Linked DNA regions of Homo sapiens: all the other regions are linked to region 1. The links are chromatin contacts, found by Hi-C or POLR2A ChIA-PET in ENCODE. All regions are on one chromosome and are shown on one strand. The core of a region is the stretch at or near the end of the contact, and the rest is flanking DNA. Distances in the headings are between cores, read along the strand shown.

Evidence for each region. Hi-C counts contacts between places; a loop is a spot of excess contacts on that map. ChIA-PET counts read pairs that join two places held with the same protein, here RNA polymerase II (POLR2A). Pooled maps may share reads with other maps.
Region 2: a loop to region 1 is called in a map of PC-3, with 7 times the contacts of the local background. The contact joins the enhancer-like site here to the promoter of LINC01798 in region 1. A Hi-C loop is called at or near these places in 15 of 168 maps with a recorded cell type or tissue (A673, Caco-2, Calu3 and 12 more) and 18 of 50 pooled maps. POLR2A ChIA-PET finds 5 or more read pairs at or near these places in 2 of 52 experiments (H1 and WTC11).
Region 3: a loop to region 1 is called in a map of A673, with 3 times the contacts of the local background. The contact joins the enhancer-like site here to the promoter of LINC01798 in region 1. A Hi-C loop is called at or near these places in 1 of 168 maps with a recorded cell type or tissue (A673). POLR2A ChIA-PET finds 5 or more read pairs at or near these places in 1 of 52 experiments (A673).
Region 4: a loop to region 1 is called in a pooled map, with 2.5 times the contacts of the local background. The contact joins the promoter of LINC01828 here to the promoter of LINC01798 in region 1. A Hi-C loop is called at or near these places in 1 of 168 maps with a recorded cell type or tissue (sigmoid colon) and 2 of 50 pooled maps. POLR2A ChIA-PET finds 5 or more read pairs at or near these places in 1 of 52 experiments (PC-9).

Annotation. Positions count from the first base shown.
Region 1 is chr2:66,572,036-66,575,749 of GRCh38, reverse strand. LINC01798 (long intergenic non-protein coding RNA 1798) reads right to left here and starts at 1,720. Exons shown (of 6, transcript NR_110156.1): 1 at 1,585-1,720. MEIS1 (Meis homeobox 1) reads right to left here. Exons shown (of 13, transcript NM_002398.3): 13 at 1,881-3,714. RefSeq lists enhancers at 31-486, 2,881-3,714.
Region 2 is chr2:67,321,160-67,324,873 of GRCh38, reverse strand. No RefSeq gene overlaps it. Among named protein-coding and RNA genes, the nearest start is that of ETAA1, 74 kb to the left of the region's middle. Within about 2 kb of position 2,058, at least 8 of the 41 ENCODE cell types and tissues checked have a DNase peak (open chromatin) inside an H3K27ac peak, as active enhancers do; they include PC-3 and ascending aorta, where a contact is called at or near this core.
Region 3 is chr2:65,989,924-65,993,637 of GRCh38, reverse strand. The region is part of intron 2 of LINC02934 (long intergenic non-protein coding RNA 2934); the gene reads right to left. Among named protein-coding and RNA genes, the nearest start is that of LINC02934, 200 kb to the right of the region's middle. Within about 2 kb of position 2,102, at least 2 of the 41 ENCODE cell types and tissues checked have a DNase peak (open chromatin) inside an H3K27ac peak, as active enhancers do; they include A673, where a contact is called at or near this core.
Region 4 is chr2:67,084,621-67,088,334 of GRCh38, reverse strand. It overlaps LINC01828 (long intergenic non-protein coding RNA 1828), which reads right to left and starts at 1,889. Exons shown (of 5, transcript NR_110564.1): 1 at 1,780-1,889.

The DNA of each region.
Region 1 (3,714 bases), core at 471-2,970:
CTTCAAGGAGACACCCGCTGCCTCCCGAGGAACTCCTAATACCATCCATACAGCTTTAATGCGTTTATAATTCGATAAGTGATTTCAATTTGAAATTGTTAGTAACTAATTTTATGGGTAATTTTTCCACATCAAATATTTAAGCATCAGATTAAGGGAGCCAGTTCCGACACTGGATAATAAGGGGGTTTCCCCCACTCCCGCGCCTCCGCCTCCCTCCGTTTCCTACCGAGTCGTTTTTCGAAATCCCCAAAAGATGGCAGTCGAAGCCGACTTTCCTCTTTTCCTGTGGCTCTGCGAAGGGAGGGGGAGAGAGGAGGATGGGGGAGTGCGAGAGTGGGGGGCGGAGAGAGAGAGAGAGACAGAGAGAGAGAAGGAGGAGGAGGAGAAGGAGAAGAAAAAAAGGGGGGAGAGAAAAGCTAGACGGTGCATGGACTTTTCAGACGAATTCTTTCACACGTTTCTAATACAAGCGAAAAGCAGTGGTGAATTTCCTGGAAAAGTCCTGGCAGAAATGAAAGCCAAAAAACGTGCCTTGTGGCCTCAGGGTACGGGATGTGAGAAACTCAGCACATTCAAGCTAAATCTTCATTTTAGAACAGGAGAGGGAGAGGGAGACCCAGAGAGGAACCGACTCGACTGACTTTAGGGTCTTTCTTTGTATTTTAACATTGTATATAAATACTACACAACTAGGCAACGTGTTTCCTCGAGGACTGGACTCTGCGAATTACATAATGAGGGGAAAGAGGTAGGGGTGGGGAAGGGGAAGGGGTGGGGGCAGACTGCAGCGGGCGGAGGGGAGACTGGGGCGAGCAGCGGATGAATTGCAGACCAGTTGCCAAAACTTTTTTTTTTTCCCTGCTGCTGCTGCTGCGGCTGCCTTTGCTGCTGCCTTTGCTTTGAATGTGGGTAACTAGGAAACAGCAAGCCGTCTGAGAAGACGGAATTTCCAACGTGTAAAATGTTCTTAACGGAACCATTGAGCGAGTGCAATAAGGCGTGAGGGGGAACTAATCTTCCCATTTAAATGTTTGTGGCAATTTTATCTAAATGAATTTTAATGCTAAACGAGGGTAATTCCCCATTTGTAGCGCGTTTACTTCTCTTTCCTGTGCTTCTAAAGCAGTCGAACATCATGCAATGAACAATAACAATAAAAATACTGTCAAGGCATATTATTCATTTTGAATGTGTTATAATTACAGCTGATTAAATATGATAGGGTAAAATATTTTTAATTTTTTGAAAAAAAAATTTAAATCATATTAAAAAGTAGTCTCATTCAGCCAGAGCCAGCCCCCTTTCCACCCCCCCCCCACCCCCCCACCCCCCCACCACCAAATAAAAATAAAAACCAGGTACAATTTTGTGCCCTTGTTTAGAGGAGGGCGTTTTGTTTTTGCCTTTTAGGAAACATCAAAAACACTCTCAGCACCTCTATTATTTGCCTCTTTCGGATAAGTGTCCTCAATAACCTTCGAGCTGGCTCTGAAATTTACAAGAGGAAAAGCTAAAATAGCATTAAGAGGGGAGGGCATCGAGGCAGGGGAAGAAAGGAACTGCGAAGAGCGAGGCTCTCACCTAAATGGCTCACAGAGGGGGAACTCACGGAAATAGCAGTTTATTTTTTCTAATTCCTGGACACTGCTGATCTCGATTCTTCAGAGTCACCATATTCCCTAACTACTCTTCACTTGTAAACCTCCCTCCCCTAGCGCCTCTCTCTTTCTCTCTGTCTCTCCCTCTCGCCTCTCTCCCTCTCCCCACCACACCTCCTCCCCTTTCTTTCCCTCCCCCACCCATCCTGAGCCTCCTCAGGAATAAAGGCTGAAAATAACCAACTCACCCGGGCATGTACTGGAGAGGAGGAGCAAATAGACAGTTTATAAAGTTTATTATTAATTGTTAAAGTAAATAAATGGTTGTTAACTGCTAGCAACCACCTATCAAAAGAGAATGATTTCACTCACATCGACTATTTAGGTAGAGGAAGAATTGCCACTAGGTCAACAAGGGAGATTTAAACAATCCCATCTATGGGCTGGGGAGGGGTAGAAGCGCTGCCAGAGATGGCTGCAGTAGGCTGAGCCTTGCTCTCTGCGCATCCACGTGTTTAGAAACAAGGCCCCATCAGCAAAAGGTGAGAATGCATTGCTACTCCAGCAGGTGAGTCAGTCAATCACACATCACCTAGTAAAGCCAACCCACAGCTGGTTTCTCTTTTCGAATAGAAAATAGAATTGCTAAGGGCCGGTTTATAGGGTGACTTGGGCCTGAATGTCAGACTTGAGTTTAAGGCTCTCTCTCCTCCGACCCATCCTTTGTTTACAAAGCAATCACTACTGAAAGGCTTATTTTTTAAAACGAATTTGCCTTAATTAAAATATTTGTATATTTTCCTTAGCTTTGGGAAGCACTTTTTATAGCAGCAATTTTATTTAAATAAAATTATAAGCTATTCCAGCTTAAACATATTATTTTCTACCATTTAGCCGGCTGCCATGCAGAAATCTTGTACAGCTGTTCTGGAAAATTGGTTAATAACCAGTTTTATCCAATGAGAACATAGAGCATATTTATAAAAATTAGATTTTGAAGTCTGGTCTCTTCAATTCATGTAGTTAATTTCCTAATAAACATATACTGCTCATCCTAGGTAACATCCTTTAGTAAAAGACTTAACTTTGTACTTAGGTTTGCCTTTATGTGCAAGAATAATTTCACTGATATTAGATGAGTAATTCTGTTGGATGTAATTCTGAGTCTAGAGTTAGTTTAGTGCCTTTAGGCCTCAAATTTGCTGATATTAGGAGTTCATTAAGTCAGCTTAAAGAAATCAGTGGTTATTATTAAACAACTTACTTTGCGGTTAAAATTGTCAAATACATATATGGCTTAGGGAGCCAAAATTAATTTTTATATTTACTGTATTAATCTTTAAAAATCTGGGGGGCAGTAAACAAATTTTTCAAGCAGTGGAGTCAGCATGACAAAAATAATCTTGTTTTTATTTTAGATTCAGATTTCATTACTGCACTCAAACGACTACAACTGGGCTTGGCGTTATTATACAATCCAAACTGTTTCCATCAGAAACGCTAAGACTCAGTGTGCAATGATTGTTATTAATAATTAGCTCCTTGGTTTCTTGATAGAAAAAGGCTATCAACAAGCATTTGTTTATCCACAACAAAAAGTATAATTAGCTTATCCCACTTAGTAAATCTTGTATGCATGCCAACTCATACCAAACTGCTACTTTTACAAAAAAAAATTGCAATAATACAGTTCATTTTTCCAGTCCTTTTTGCACAAAATTTATTTACAATGTCTACATAAATGCTCCAAGGTGGGACTATGAAAAAATACACACATGACCGATGCTTTGCTCAGAAATAAAGTCAACATATTAAAAATAAATCTTCAGTCTATGTTTTAGAGCTGCTTAAAACAGGAAGTGATGTATAAGGTGGTGGTTGTTGCATGGGGACAATGATGCTTGATGTGACAATTAGGCTTCTAAACACACGGCCTTTTGGTTTCCATGCCTCCTCCTACCAGTCTCCTTAAGACACTGCCTGCAACAGCTGATTAATCATTGTTGATGACTGCAGTTTTTCCCATCCTTCCCGATTTACATCTGTTCAGGCCAATTCAAATATGGTGAGTAAATGAATTAGACATGCAAATTCAAGCCCCAGGCTAGAAAGA
Region 2 (3,714 bases), core at 809-3,308, 750 kb before region 1:
TTCCCACCTCCTTTCCTTCTCTTCTTTTCTTCTTCTTCGTCTTCCTCCTCCTTCCCTTCCCCCTTCCTTTTCTTCTTTAATAAAACATCCATTTATGTACCAGAACTTAGTGAAACTGCTGAGGTAGTCAAGCCTGTAAATTGAACCGGTCCCTTTTACCTCCAGAAAATATGAACGCATCCTTCTGCCACGGGGCTGGCACACATGGCGGGATTATGCTACCGTTAACAGGAAGGCAGGAAAGTACATTATCACTTCAGGGCTGTCATTACCAGAGGGTTTCGCTGTGAACTATAGCATTCAGGGCAAGGCAGGCAGTGGAAAAGGGGGGCTGGGTGGGCAGGGAAGAAAAAAAGAAAATGTTGTTGTTGTTTTTCTTCCCTTAACAGGCTGACCAGAATGGTGGTGATATGAAGAGTTGGGGAATTCGACTTGAATACAAAACATAACACTGCTTTCACTTAAAAAGGTGATGACAACAGCTACCTCCTTCCATTATCCTGTAGGTACATATTTGGAAAAAGACAGGCTCAGCCACACCTGATGGCTTCAGCTAATCAATTCATGTTCATCTTAAATCTGTCAAGACAAGATCACCTATTTAGTGTTAAGCTTAAAGGGATATATTTTGTGCCAGTGAAATCTCAAAGAGATCAGTTCACTACACATTTTTTTTTTCTTGCTCCTCATAGAACAAACCCATTTTAAGATTATTTTTCCTCCTTGGTATAAATTTTAAAATTTATTTTAAACAAATCACTTATTTAATATCATAAATTACAGCAATAAAATGACCAAGAGATGAGAGTGCGTTTGACTTTTTAGGTTAGTTCATAAAACAGTTGCAAAGTTCTATATCTAAGTAGCGTTATTGCGATCTTATAACGGCAGAACTTGGGGATAGGCAGTGGAGTGAAGTTCAGAATCTTGGGCTTTGTTTTCTTCAGTCCTTCTACAAAGTTGCTTAGCACAGATACTGAACTCTTAGAGAAGTTACAATCATTTTTAATCCGTTTCTTCACAGTCTGTTTTTTGTCTGGATTCTGTTGTACAGCATAACAGATAAGCAGATCCCTAATGAGTTCAGAGCCAGCCAGTTAGTTCCTGGATATGTTACAGGTCCTTGTTAATCCAGTTAGGTATAGCAGGTTACTCATTTTTCCCATTTCTGCCCTTCACCTTGCCCTCCACTAAGATTTCTAATTTTATTGCAGAAAGATCTACCTTTTAGCAATGAAGAAATCATTATTATTTTTAAAAAGCAATAGTGGTGAGAGTAATTCTAGGCAAAGTATTACAGAAAAAGTAAACAGCATGAGATGGTGGTTCTACGATTCCCTACAAGACCATCTGTTTTCCCAATGAAAAATCTAGTGCTTCCTCGAGTTATGTTTTAAAAGGCTTAAGCAATCATTCAGATAATCAGACTTCATTGCTATGAAATTTCATCAAACTGTACTCAATCCTTGAACTCATATCTGGGTCCATTTTGCCAATCAGATAAAACTTCCTAGGCTTTTTCCTAGAGGCATGAGTGGTTAACTTGATCTTATTGCACTGCAAAAGATTTTGTGCTACACATCATTTTTCATAAAAGCTATTTGTTGTGTTAGGAGAACTCCAGAGAGACTGCTTGTTAGAATAGATTTTGGGGGTGGGGGTGGGCCAGCGCTGGTTCTGCTATGTCACTTTGGACCAAATGAAAATTCTTAGAAATTCTTACAAATTAACCTCAGAGGACATGAGGAGGCAAAAAGGTGATACAGAGGAAATTAGTGTCTTGGTAAGTAAAGATGTTATTTCTCATGAACAGACCAATAATTATAAAAAAAAAAAAACCAAAGAAATCTATAATTTGGAAGCACTGAATTCCTTTGTCTTAAGATTGTCACTTGCTTCTTCTTTCAGTTGGCATAGGGGTTAAAGCCACCTGACTCCTTTTTTTTTTTTCCTTTGTAAAGGTCAGCCAACGCATGCCCACTCTTGTCCACATGAGCACAAACAGCCTTTGCGTTGAAAAAGCACTAGGTGGTGCCCATTTTCTTTGCTGGTGAAAGGGCTGGATTCCCCAAGGGAGTCACTCTGGGCAAGTTCACCAGGCCCTGGCCCACATAGCACAGTGCACTTCTCTCACAGATGACCAGGAGCATGGTGTCACAGTCTGTCCCTTCCCTGATGCATCCTGGGGCTTGCCTGTTTTAGGAAAGAGCTTTGATTTGGGGATACAGTGTTTTTACATGTGAGGATAGGAGTAGAGGAGGGTGGTGGCAAAAAGCTTCGAGTGTTCCCTTTGAAAATGAAAGATAAGAGGAATAAAGGCTGCAACACTGCCATCTGCATTTGTAAAAAGTCATAGTATATCTCTGCCAAGGCTCTCCTCCTGCCAGATCATCTGGACAATGCAGTGCACATGCTAATTTTATTTTTTCCCACTTTTGCCTGTAATCAAACTGTGGAAATAAGGCAAATGAAGGTTAATCTTAAATTTCAATTTGTCTCTTCACAAAAATAATTATTTGTTGAATAAAGCATGGCTAAATTGAAGATTTTGCATGCCCATGTCTCCCCCCCAATACCTACCATTTGAAGAGGTGGCTTTATACTACTGAGTTCTTTCCTTTAAAAAAAATCTTATTAGGCACGCTTAACAGATTGTTGCTTTGTGTTCAAGGAGAGCAGATAACTGGCTAAGAAGATTTTTTTTTCCAGAATAATTTTATCCAGGCGATATGCCCATCGGATCTGTTTTAGAATGTAGAACTATTTAGAAAGTTTTTGTTCTTGTAAAGATCTGGTAGCAGCAATTGAGCATAATCATGTTATTGTCATAAAAAGAAAAGAAAAGAATATAACAATTTTTTTCTAGTAGACATATGTCTTGTCTGTCTATAACCTATTCCCTGAAATTTGGCCTAGTAGAGTTAGTTTGTTCAAATATATTTATTTTGTTTTAGAGAAAGCAAGAAAATTGTTTTTTTGAATGCCAAAGAAATAGATTCTTGTAGTAAAATCTTAATCTTGTTTCACAGGTTGGTGAACCATACTCCAACAGAAAGGGGACATAAGACTGTAAGTAGTTTTAAAAAGTTGAACTAAGAGAAAAGCTTTATTATGAAACTATGAGGATTATTTCTGTGCACTGGCTGCCCCGTCATATGTCGTGGCATGTGGCGGGTTGACTGCTCATTAATTCTATTTATATCAGTATGATAATCCACCCCACTGAGTATGCATGTGTTAAAATATTCATAAATTATGTTTATTGTGACCAAATATACATTAAATGCCAAAAGAAGACCATTATTTAAAGACAAAACCAGTCAACAATCAAACAAGCAAAGCCTTTTTACTGTCAGTCCAGTACATTATGTTTTATCAAATTCACATGAATTGCTTCTCCTTCCAGTGCCCCATAAGGAATGTTTATCCTTTGTTTTTAAACTATGCAAAGAAATAGACTTCACTGAAAGGAACAGATTTGGAAAACAAAAGCTGTTACATGATCTCAGACTAATAATAACATCGGCTGGAAGAAACCATCTAGGGAAATGCACTTTTGGCTTCCAAAATTATTTGATCCCTAATATACCCTTGACTTGAATTTGATGGCATTTCATAAAATCATAGACTAAGTTAAATAAAGCAGCTAACTTTTTTTGATAAACTAGGCTGCCAATAGAATTTTAAGTTTGTACATTTTTTGTTTGAAAACAA
Region 3 (3,714 bases), core at 853-3,352, 580 kb after region 1:
TGCATGATATTTAACAGTTGACCAAGTAGCTTCACATTAAATATCCCAGGGTTATACAAACTTTGCAAAGTAACCATTTGCATAGCTCTACTTTGTTGAATGCTCTCTACCTGTTAGAATCAGCATAATTATTTTCTTCACTTTACATATGCAAAAAGTGAAGTTCAAAAATTAAACAACTTGCTGTGGGTTATACAGTTAGCCACCCGTGGAGATAGAACTAGAATCCAGAGAATCCTGGACAGTTTCTGTTACAAAATGCTGTAGCCCAGAGGAAGTTAATTCCTTGGTGGGCAGTGAGTGTGAAAAAGGAGAGAAGTAATGACATTATGTAGTATAATAGTATTGATACAATTACATGATATACAATAGTGTTGATACTATTATACTATAATAGTATAATGATATTACATAGTATAATAGTATTGATAGTACAGTAATAATATACTATTAATAATTATAATAATTTACTACCCCTCTATTCTCTGCAGCTTTTACCTATACAATCTCTAATATAAAAACCTGTAGAATACCTATTATTATTCCATTTTACACATGAAGAAACTAAGAATCAGAGAGCCTAATTAATTTACCCAAGTTCCCAGAGCAAGAAACAGGTACACTGCAGCTCCAAACCCAAGTCTGAATTCTTTCTCCCATTCTATTCTGCCTCACAAATCATCCCAAATCAGTCCCTGAATGTTCTCTTGCCTAAATCTTCAACCCTAAGTATACTAAAATGTATAGCCAGAAAGAATTTTAGCAGTTTTGTTTTTGTTTTTTTGTTTTTGTTTTACACCAGTGCTGACAGTCAACCAGCCACACTTAACTGACTACTATTCATTATTACTTGGGGGGATAAACAAAGAGGTGAATAGAAAAAAGAAAAGATCATTAATTCTTTCTTTCTTTCATTCATCAAATATTTATTGAGTGCTCATCATATGCTGGTCACTGTTCTGGGCATTGAGGATGAAGAATGAAATAAAACAGAAAAAAATCTCATTCCTCATGGAACACCGATTCCAGCCAGTCACTGTCCTCAGTGGTCCTTACTCTTGTTACAGGTACCCTCCCCCACCACCCCCCATCCTCGACACACACACACACACACACACACACACTCATAGAGCCTTTCCCACCTCTGCAAATGGCAATCGTGTTCTCTGGCCCCCAGGTTCTGAAGAGAGACAGGCTGCCCTGTAAACACAGCATCCGCAAATGATGTCCAGGGACTGGATTTTTATAGGGCCTAGAAAATTGTACCCCTATGGCTATTTGAGAGAACCTGCAGCCATCATTTCCCTTAGTCAGGGGGATGTAGAGATAAGGGAAGAAAGCAGATGGCAGGCAAGCTGCAAAATACCATGGCTGAATCACACGTGCTCAAAAAATGAGCTGCTCTACCAGACCTCAGCTGAAAGCTACCAAGCTGAATCTAAGGGTTATGTTGAGATATTGTCTTGCAACCTCAGCCCTCAGAAATGGTTGTGTTTCCTTTGAATGCTGTCTACCTCTCCTCCCACGTGGGCAGAGCTCCTCATTGCCAAGCCTATTTTTACGGTTCATCTCCAAAACAAGTACAAAATAGTGTGGGTCTCAGATGAGTCCTCCCTCTCACTGGCCACTGGAACACCATCTGCAAGTTGAGTGGGAACAGTAAACACTGCAGGTTAAGTAACTTATTACTAATATTTTCCTTGAGCTCTGAAACTTTTTAAACAAACAACAACAACAATTGTATCATAATAACCTTCCAGAGGTTAACAGCCGGCAGGTGGTCCAGCTCAGTTGAAATGCAAACCAGACAGCTGTTTGATTATAAACTGTTGATTCTTAATGGTGATCTGGGGAAAACTTCTTGCTGAAAAAGGGTCTTCTCTTAAAAATCCCTAATGAAACAACACATAAATGTCAAAATGACAAAAATAAGGAAGTGTGTCATAGACTAAGCATTTTAATGTCCTTTCTGGCTTCCTCCAGAGTGTATGTACTCTAGACCTAGCCACATTTAATGGCACAGATTCCTAAAGAGGCGGTGCGCAGCATGAATTTTTACGACCCAAATAAAACTTGGAGAGTCACTTTCCCTGCCATAGTCAGTGTCCTCAGCAGATGTGTGGGAGGCTCGTGTTTCAAACCAGCCACCGAGCCAGCACTTTACCTGGACCCAGAGGCTATGCAAAGAGTGAACATGTGAGGAGGATATTAGGAAACGGAGTAGTGTAGCATTATCCTGTCTGTCTCCAAGCCATTAAAACCTGGTGGGGATTCCCCTGGGAACCCTTGGTAAAATTAGAGAAAATTCCAAGGACTGATAAAATGGTTTGAGAATGGAGGATAAAAAGTTTCTAGTCAAAACCTTATATTAACACCACAGGGCCCCACAGACTGATGGCCATGACTGTTTTCTTCCCCTGATGATGAAATGAGACAAAAGAAAATCACTCTTTAAATCCATATTTAATTACTTGTCTATTACATTACAATCAGAAACATTTCAGAAAGTTTGCAAAGAAAAAAAGTCAATCTCATGTACCTCATAGATATGTGCATAAAAATATAAAAATTGTTTTAAAAAGAAAAGAGTCAGACTTTTTTATACTAAAATCTATGGCAAGGGGTGAAATGCAAAAACCTTAGGACAGTAAAGAAAAACAAACTGATATGACAACCATCTTTTTTAAAAAAAAAAACAGAAATAAGGAACAAAAATGAACAGCGTAAAAGGGAGAAGTTCGTATCTCCTAGCTTAGTTGCAATAAATTAGTAGAAACTTGAGATCACAGGGTGTGAAAAAAAGATGTTACTTGGTTTTGCTCCATGTTTGATGGGGTTTTCTGACCTGACCAAGGGCAAGAGCAAGGGGTAGCAATGAGCTGGACACCCTGGGATAGGATGGGTAGGAACAGAAGGAAGCACCCAGCATGCTTAGCAGGCCCTAAATACCTTCTAATACCATCAAAGGAAAAACAGAACTAGAAGGAGTTAAAGCGCTAAAATGAGATTTTATTCAGAAAAATTATTGCAATGAGTGAAAAGGGACCTCAGTACGGAACTAGGCTCAATTCTCAACACAACAAAGAAAAGTGGGAATTTGTAGCCAAGGAGTGGGTTGGGGGAGGCAGGGGGATATGGATGGAAAATTCCTAAGAGCAAACATGAAGGGACGGGGGACTCTGGCTAAACAAACCTAACAGGACTCTTGCTGAAGGCAGGCAGGGTGACCAGACATCACCTGGGAGGCGGTGGAGGGTGAGGAACCTGGTCAGATACGGAGGGGGTCAGAAATCCAGGATGGGGTATTCTGGCTAAACTTAATAGGATTCTTGCTAAAATTGGACAATACAGGGATGAATACAGAAGCCTAAAAGTGAAGATCCATTGGAAAAAAGATTCAGAGGAGCCTGATTAAAATTTGTTCAAGGACAGAAACTTTATCACTAGCTTGTAGAAAGAGGGATACAAGGGTGGTAGTGATACATTCTGATAAAACAGTCTAAATCCTTTTGAGGGCTTTTTAATTTTACCATACCAGAACCAAACTAGGGTTGCTTCTTAATTCCTGAAGCCTCTGAAGGTGAGACAAAATATAATTTAATAAATATTTATTGATGCTTGGCATACAATATATACTCTGCTAGGCAATATGGAGCTACAAAAACCAAGTCAATTCTATCCTGTCGTGTTCACTATTATACTCCAGGACTCTTA
Region 4 (3,714 bases), core at 640-3,139, 510 kb before region 1:
TCCAAGATCTGGGTGCAGTCGCTTTGATGAAAAGAACAGACAACAACATCAAATGCTAAAGGGAACCATGATAATGAGGTCTGAGAAGAATTAATTAGATTTCATATTTAAAGATAACAGGTGACTGTGATAACAATAATTTCAGGAGAAAGCTTGTGATAAAAGCCAATGGGAACTCAAGTGAAATATAAGTCTAAGTAGGGAAGCACTAGTCACAGTTGCATTGAGGCTGGGAGATAAACTAGAAGGTTGTGGGGAATCCAGGCAATAAATTAAGAAAACTTGGGCTAAGGCAGCGGCAGTGATGGTGAGAGAGCATGGATAGCAAAGTTTTGAGGTACATATGTGAAGTATTTGGTGACTGAGTAGACTGTAGGGCATAGGGCTGAACACAGCCAAGAAGTGAGACGTGTTGAAGGTGTCCTGGAGAATTCTATCTAGCCTGCGAGACTGAGGGACAGATGAGTCATCAAATAGTCTTAGAATACATGAGATGGAACAATTCGGGGGAAAACATATGATTTCCATTTTGGACATGGGATGTGTGAGATGGCTAACATGTGATAGTCTATTAGAAATATCTAGGAAACTCTTGGACTTATGAAGCTTAAACTTAGAAGAATGGAGATGAAAACACAGATTTGTAATTTATCTACATATGGAAAGATAAAGTTACACAAATAAAATAGTATATATGGCTTTCCACACAGGGAAGGGACTGTCCTACAAAGACTGAAGAATCCAGGCATGAAACATGATGGCAAAGGACCTTAATGTAACTGTATTTGGAGGGAGGACCTTTAAGGGGTAATTAAGGTTAAATGCAGCCATGAGGGTGGGATCCTGAGCCAATAGAATTAGTCTCTTATAAGAAACACCGGAGATATAACAGAGACAATTACCCAATTCTTTACCAAAGAGATTCTTCTGTTCTTACATGGGTAAAGGCCTGAAAGACTTCTGTGTTCTTTTAAACTAGGGTGGAAAGACTTGCAAGAAAAGTAGAAAAAGCCTGCCTTGAAAATTCTCCTACAGTTCCCAAATCTGTAGCTATAAATGAACTGCAAGATAGGGCAGACTTCATTCTGTAAACAAGAAATAGTTCTCAGACAAAAAAGACTTGCATTTGGCTCTAAAATGAACATTTATGGGGCTTGATAAATTACCTTTTTTTCTCCCTACTCCAAGATATCTGGCTTTCTCTGCTTTTACACGTTGCCTCTGATTAGGGCTTTACATTAAATGTATTTTTTTTTTTTTTTTTTTTGAGACGGAGTCTCGCTCTGTCCCCAGGCTGGAGTGCAGTGGCGCCATCTCGGCTCACGGCAAGCTCCGCCTCCAGGGTTCATGCCATTCTCCTGCCTCAGCCTCCCGAGTAGCTGGGACTACAGGCGCCTGCCACCGGGCCCAGCTAATCTTTTGTATTTTCAGTACAGACGGGATTTCACCGTGTTAGCCAGGAAGGTCTCAATCTCCTGACCTCGTGATCCACCCGCCTCGGCCTCCCAAAGTGCTGCAATTACAGGCATGAACCACCGCACCCGGCCCATTAAATGTCTTTTATACCCCACCTCACCCATGCTACCTTTCTTCAGCTGCTTTTTATGAAGATAGCTTGGAATGTGATTTTGTGCTTCTCTTCCTTCAAAGGAAGAAATGTAGATTTGTTTAGCCTGTTTGAAGCAGACACTAGATACATACTGATGGGCTTGTATTCATCTCCTCGAGCTACCAAAATGAAATACCATAGACTTAAACAACAGAAATTAATTTTCTCACAGTTCTGGAGGCTAGGAGTCCATGATCAAGGTCTGGCAGGGTTGGTCTCTGGTAAGGGCTGCCTTTCTGGTTTGTAGACTATGGCCTTCTTGCTGAGACCTCACATGGCCTTTCCTCTGTGGCTCTCAGAGCAGAGAGAGAAGGAGAGGGAGATGGGAAGAGGGGAGGGGAGGGGAGGGGGGGGGAGAGGAAGTCTCCTCTGGTGTTTCTTATAAGAGACTAATTCTATTGGCTCGGGATCCCACCCTCATGGCTGCATTTAACCTTAACTACCTCTTAAAGGTCCTACCTCCAAATACAGTTACATTAAGGGTTAAAGCTTCAACATATTAATTTTGGGTGAACACAGTTCAGCCAAGGTGAGCAAGAGCTCATCTTGCTGAGATAATTCAAGAGGCAGAAGAACCCAGCACCAAATGGCTGTGGGTCTTGAGTACCTGTTTAAGTTTTTAAGAGGATTATGGAGAGTCTCCTAAGAACTTAAAAGGCTGCTCGTTGACTTTATTCTTTTTTTTTTGATATTTTAGACAGTTGGTCTTTGTAAACACTTTAAAGTTACGACAATACCCCATTTTTTAAAGTTAATGTGAATAAACATTTATTATTTACCAACATAAATAATTAATTTGTACTGTAACTTTATGCAGGGCTGACTGTCTCTTAATCACAGTGAACCCTCAACAATAACATGGAACATCTGTAAGGAGTATTTACATTGAAAGAATGCAAGAACATCAGCTTAAACTATAAGATCATTGAAAACTGAGCATGTCAGAGGACAAAGAACTTTTTGAAAAGGCTCTTTGAGCTTATGGCTACTCCCAGGGAAGAGTCCTGCAAACCGTATAAGCACTCCCTGGACACCCTGTCTGGTGGGAAGGTGGAGGCCATTGGACCCTAGTGGGAGGCTCAAATAAGAGGGCTGATAATGGCCACAGCTGTAACCCTGGCCTTGACCCTTGAATTCTGTCCCAATGCACCTCTTCAGCATTTGTGATTAACCCCAAGAAGAGGAGGAAAGCACAAAAAGCTGAAAGATAGAAACAATTAAAGGAGTGCTGGAAGAGTCTGAAAGCACATGGCTCTCTCATTTGTGCTTTAACAATAAAGAATAAAGCCAGTGGGAAGAGAATTCTCTCCTCACCTTCACGCAGCAGCTGTGGGAGCAGACCCGGTGAGATTATACCAGCATGGCTGAGGTCATGAGAGAAAAATGGGAATGTAGCTGCAGCCACTAGCATCAGGCAGTGGCGGAGGTCAGGAGTAATGAGAAGAGAGGAGAGGAAAGCCCCAGGAAGCAGCTAAGGGAATTCTGAAGAGGTCTTTGAGAGTGCTTGGGAGAGATCCCAGGAACCCTTGGAGAAGAACTGAAATGATCGGAGTCATCAACATTTCCCCCAGTGGGCTATATGCCTGAGAGTGCTACAGTTACGGCACAGTGTGTTCAAGCTTCTTCCTTAGAGTGGTAAGGGCAGGGTTCTAAGGTGTGCAGTTGCTTGTAGATTTTTAGAAGGTCTGACTGCAATGTTGGTGCTAGTTCTAGTGCACGAATCTCAAGGAGGCAGGCCACATCCATTTAACTGTCTGTCTACTGTACCTAAAAAGCACACCACATAGGCACAACAGTACAATCACTGAAGAGAATCTTTTTATAGCCTGAGCTAATCAATGGTGGCCAGGTTGCAACTCTTGAAGACCATAGAAGCAGAGAATGATGTGATTCAACAGCTGGAGCATGAAAGATCTTGCTATTCATATGAATGCAATGGTCTCCTGTACACACACACACACACACACACACACACACACACACAGAGAGAGAGAGAGAAGTGTGCACAAAGGTAAAGGTTCATTCTTCCTTACTTAACTGCATCTCCCTCCTACCCATTCCCCAGCCCCCAACACACACACAAGCTCTGATTTAGAGCATCTGTT